2 separate regions of the Mus musculus genome follow, and region 1 is linked to region 2. A link is a contact called in ENCODE Hi-C or POLR2A ChIA-PET data. All regions are on one chromosome and are shown on one strand. The core of a region is the stretch at or near the end of the contact, and the rest is flanking DNA. Distances in the headings are between cores, read along the strand shown.

Region 1 (2,700 bases), core at 47-2,546, 200 kb after region 2:
TGAAGCACAGCAGAGAGCCCCTGGGACTGGGAAGGCTCTGAGGAAATTATTGTTGGCTTACCTCTATGAGAAAGCGGCAAAGGAATATTGCAAAGTTATCACTATTACGTGCTGTATTTTAGACTAATGTGAAGTAATGTGAATCCTGGGGTGAGTGTGTCTATTGCTCCTGGATTGGGAGGATGCCCAGGAGCTGGCTAAGAGGACTCTGTAAGACTGAAACATTTGGAATAGGTAATTTGCTCATTGAAATCCACTGACAGCATTTTTCCCCCTGTGCAAATATGACCTAAGCTCTTTGAGTCAGAAAAGTTTCCTAATAAATAAATCCTTAGTCATCTGTTGCCAAGAAAATGAAAAGGCTTTGGTATGGAATCCATCAACCTGCTGGCCTTGTTCTCACCCTGAGACAGGGCCTGCTTTTGAACTCGTGATTCATGTAAATGGCTGAACTCGTGATTCATGTAAATGGCACCCTTGGAATTTTGGGTAGGGCAGGGAAACAATTCAGGAGAGCTAGAGAATGAAATTAGATTTTTTTTTTTTAAAGATCAGATCAGTCCTTCCTTGATCTAAATTCTCCATCTGCCCTTTGGTGAGGGTGGAGAGGAAAGCCCAGGTCAGTGGGTTCTGAGCCTTCAGTTGACTGTGACTTTATGTAATTATAACAAACTCCTTTTTTGATTTTCTTCCAAAAAAAATATTTGGCAGGGTTTCAACAGACCGAAGAGAAAGGGGTGGGGGAGAACAAAAAGGAGAGAGAACACAGAGATACAATAAGAGATACACAGTAACATAGAGACATAGACACACAGTAAGAGAGCTACAGATACATAAAGACATAAGACACAGAGAGACAGAAAGGACAAACAGAAAGAGAAACAGAGAGAGCAAGAGAAGGACAAACAGAGAGACAGAGCATGAGAGGGACAGACAGAGAGAAACACATATACAAAGGAGAGACAGAAAGATGAGAAATAAACTCAAAAGCAGATGCATAATGAATTTTAAATTGTGGGCCCCGTGAACTTGCAGCTGACACCTTCCATTAGACAGGTGACAACTTTTCCTTCCACCTTCCTGGTCCTTTCCTGGGCACCCAAGCAAAGGAAAGTAAACCCGCACAACAGAGGCCCCTGCCACATGACCAAGGATCCAGAGCTCTCATCTGAGTCCACTAGGGCAAAGCAAGGCTGAAAGCTCGGGGGGCGTGGTCGGCCGTTCGGGGGCGTGGCCTAGGAGTTGGGCGTGACTTAGTGATGACTCAGCGGCCCCGCCCCGTCCCCGGCCCGCCCCGCCACTTAATTCTGACGCGCGAGGCCGCCGGGTGCGAGAGCCGCCCCGAGCCGGACGGGCTTCTTACTCCGGCGTTGCAACCGCCGTCGGAACCGCCCTCTCGCCACCTCGGTGGCTAAGGTGCCGGGTACCAACGCCAGCAGCGGAGCGCGCCAGGGAGCAGCGCGCCTTTGTGCGAGGTAGGCTGGCCCCACACTTACTTCTCACACAAAGACGAGGGGCTTGCAAGGCGGCCGCCCGCCGGGAGAAAGCGACGGGTGTCTGACCCCGGCCTGGGGGACCCTGTCGTTGGCCTGCAGGGCGGGCTGGGGTATGCGGTCCCTCGGGCGTAGGCGAGCAGCGGGGAGCCTGGTGGCCCTGCGCTGCTTGGGGAGGTCTAGGGTGCAGGGCCCGGGCGGCGGCCCGGATCGAGGGGCGCCGGGGCGGAGGGGCCCCCTGGAGAGGGGGGAATCCAGGCTGCTGCTTGGTTGGTTCATTGTTGCATCCTCGGCCCTGCAGACCCAGACCTTAAGACCCAGGCTGCAGTGGCTGCGCGCCCCGGGCCAGATGCCCGCCTTGCCTGTCCCGGCAGCAGGACAGGGTCAGCGTCCCGAAGCCGGCTCCTACCCGGCAGACAAAGGCGGGGTCGTGCTGCTTTGAAAGGTGGTAGTGACACTGTTTCCTGTCTGCAAGTAACTTTTCTATGTTGGACTCTGCTGTGCCTCTTGGAGTCCGGTCAAGCCAGGGGGTTTGGGTGATGTCAGCGCAGAAGTCCCCACATTTTTGGGGGACTCAGTGATTGCCTCCTGAAACATTTCTGGATGACTGGGAGGTAATCTGGTGTATAAGAGCCAAGTTTTGACATGTGTGCTGGAAGTGAAGCGTCCCCAGCTCTCTTTGAAATGTAGAGAGTTCCTGTTGAGAGGATGAAGTGCACACACCAGCCATCCCAATCCCTTCTCAGATTTTTGTCCAGGACTGCTAAGTGAGGTTACTTAGTCAGAATGGGGGGTGATACTGGAGGCGCCAACAGGGGAACAGAAGGAGCCCTGTTTGGCTTGACTTTCTGAATTTGAGCCTCCCTGCTAACAGGTACACTTTCTCTAGGCATGCTACCTCACTAGCATTTGGACATGTTAAAGTTGCTCTAAATCCTGTCAGAGATGCCTGTCTAGGGACGGTTCCTTAGTGTTTGGAGTTTCAGGCTTTACAACTTTGAATTAATAATCATATATATTTGTGATAAATTAAAAACCAGAAGATAGGTCACTCATGTGGCCACCACCCACACATACCCTGAGGATGAAGGTGTATTTGCTTTATAGGTGGCAGGGAAGTTTGTGTGTGTGTGTGTGTGTATGTGTGTGTGTGAGAGAGAGAGAGAGAGAGAGAGAGAGAGTCTAAATGAACACATTGTTAATTCCT
Region 2 (2,700 bases), core at 197-2,696:
TTCGTAACAATCAATAAAAGCACAAGGCTACCCGAGTTCAGTCCTCAGACTACTCCACCTTGCAAAACCTTACTAGGTTGGCAGTGTCTCTCTTTCTTAGATTGTCCCTCATAAACTGGTCTTTTAACTGCCACTATTTGTTTCTTATAGTTTAATAAAAGGCTTCTTCTAGCCCATGCATTTTCCCGTTTAGATCTGTGCAGTAAGCTGGATCAAATGTATACAACATTCTATACCTAGCAAGCATGATTACACGACTCTCCCACAAATACAGCTTTTCCACCTGCTTCCCTACAAACGAAGTAGCTACTCCCCTGGGACTTTCCTGATAAATCGAATGAGACTTAAAACCGAAGATAGCATCGGTTAAATTCCTTAACATTGTTCCTTCTCCATCGATATTGAGGAGGAAAAAGCTATAGTTCCTTGTTAAGTTCTCAGTTCTAGAATCAAGTGTGTACAGCAAGAGTCAGTTCTTAACTAGGAACCCTTCTCTCGAGGGCAGTTACACAGTGCTCTGGTTGCTCAGAAATTCAAATACCTCCCACCTCCGGGAACCCCGAACCAGTGACGTCACCGTGACCTCTTAGGGACTCTGCGGTCAGTTGTCACTAGGACTTCTCTAGCATCCAGGGGGTCCTGACATCCAGGTTTGTTCTAGGCGTCTTTACAAGAACGATGTCCCCCGCCCCGAGGACTCCAGGCATCCTGGAGCCCTGACGTCTTTTGAACTCTTCTGGGCATCCTATGGCCCGGTCTCCTAAGTGCACCCTGCATGCTTGAGGCCTTTTCGTCCCTAAAACTCCTCAAACAGCCAAGACGTCCAGGATACCCTGGAGTATCCAAGATCCGGCTCTCTGTATCCACCCTCCACACAGCGTGCTTGGCCTTGGAGGGAGAGCCGAGAACCCGCAACATTGCCACTTGCTTGCACGCACGGTTCCCGGGCCGATGACCCGGAGCCCAGAAAACAGGGTGGCCGCCACGGAACCCGGAGACAGCTTCCCAGGCTCACCTTGTAGACAGCCACACAGGCTGATGTGCAGCCCAGGTGCACGCCGATCGCCGCCATAAGGCGGCGGAGACCACGGCAGCTCAACGAAGGACCCTTCAGCAGCTTCAGCTAGCTTCCTCGGAACAAGCCCATCAGGCACTGCGGAGACTTCACGTTCCCGCCCGCCTACTGCGTCCGGTCTGCTGCGCCGGCCTCCCAAGTCGCAGCCAATCAACATAAGGATGCCGCCTTTCATCAGAACGGTTAGCCAATAGTTTTAGCGCATCACTCCGCGCTCCTTGGGAGCCCGGCGTAAACGCCGGTCTGCTCAAGCTCAAGCCGGAAAGGCCCGGAAGAGGGTCATTAGCTCCTCCCTCTCCTGAGCGCCGTTCATCAGAGCCAATGGGAACGCCTGGTGAGATTGCGTCACTTGTTTCCTGCCTCTTTCCGGCTTCACGAGGCAGCCCCCACTACAGTAAGGAAGGTGTGGGTAGTTCCGGGTCCCAGGCTCAGCATGCGGTGCATCAGTCCAACTGCTCTGGTGACCTTTTGCGCCGGGTTTTGTATCTCGAACCCTGTGCTGGCGCAGGGCCTGGAGGCCGGTGTGGGGCCGAGGGCTGACTGTGAAGGTGAGCGGTGTGTGACCTGCTTGCATGGCGGCGACACCGCGCTCAGCCTAGCAATTGCCTAAGCAGCTTCTCCCGGCCCAAGCTGTAAATAACATTTCACCCTTCTGCTTTTGCTGTCATTATTAAGGTGGCGCAGAAAAAGGAGTGAAATAGGATTCGTATTAGATTTTGTGCAAATGGTCTCCGCTGCCAACTTGATTTTGTTGCTCCTAACCGAGGAGACTTGCTTCTCTGCTCAGAAGACATGTTTTGAGGTTCAAACTAATTGCCATTCCTAGGAGGTAAATAAAACATGGCAATACGTTAGGGTTGCTGAAATCAAAGACAAGGGTACGGCTGACTAGGACTTTATAGACAAGCTGCTTTACAAAGGAGCACATTAATTCCTAGAGAACGATAAAATAGACGCCTGTTTTCTTCTGTGGACTTGGCGATCATACCTTCAATTCCACCATCCCACCTGGTTTTGAGGGTGTTATAGTACCTAGGTTTTGTAAAAACAAAACAAAACAAAAAAACAGTGTATTTTGTAGAGGACTGTTAACAAGAGCCAAGATGAACAGTTTTGATAGTCCCTTTGGGACCACTGTAGCACTTCTTGTTTTATTGAAGTGATGTAAACATATATCTTCTCATCTTGAGAGCAGATGTACTGAACAGAAAATGGAGACAAGATTCATGTGGAATGGGCAGTTGAGTCTTATTGTAAGTAAATAGTATTAATAGTAGTTGGAGTCCAGCTTTCTATCAGCAATTATCAAACCTTCCTCTAGAAATTTAAAATAAGTTTAGATGTTATTTAAAATTTCTGTAGCTAAAGATACTGGTTTAACAGTTATAATTTCAGTTAAAGATCTCATCTTGGGCAAGCAGGATTTTATTATAGAACTTCAAACTATTTTGAAATCATTATAGATTGATGTATGAAACTACTTTAATAAACAAAAAAGGGCTGGAGAGATGGCTCAGTGGTTAAGAGCACTGACTGCTTTTCCAGAGGTCCTGAGTGCAATTCCCAGCAACTACATGGTGGCTCACAATCTGTAATGGGGTCTGATGCCCTCTTCTGGTGTGGCT

What was found. Hi-C counts contacts between places; a loop is a spot of excess contacts on that map. ChIA-PET counts read pairs that join two places held with the same protein, here RNA polymerase II (POLR2A).
Region 1: a map of T-helper 1 cell shows a loop between it and region 2 (2.1-fold over the local background). The contact joins the promoter of Fam107b here to the promoter of Cdnf in region 2. A Hi-C loop is called at or near these places in 1 of 37 maps with a recorded cell type or tissue (T-helper 1 cell). POLR2A ChIA-PET finds 5 or more read pairs at or near these places in 4 of 5 experiments (Patski and embryonic stem cell).

The regions. Positions count from the first base shown.
Region 1 is chr2:3,712,162-3,714,861 of GRCm38, forward strand. Fam107b (family with sequence similarity 107, member B) reads left to right here and starts at 1,297. Exons shown (of 4, transcript NM_025626.4): 1 at 1,297-1,475.
Region 2 is chr2:3,511,619-3,514,318 of GRCm38, forward strand. Cdnf (cerebral dopamine neurotrophic factor) reads left to right here and starts at 1,447. Exons shown (of 4, transcript NM_177647.4): 1 at 1,447-1,623. The coding sequence starts at 1,509. Hspa14 (heat shock protein 14) reads right to left here and starts at 1,196. Exons shown (of 14, transcript NM_015765.2): 1 at 1,016-1,196. The coding sequence starts at 1,072.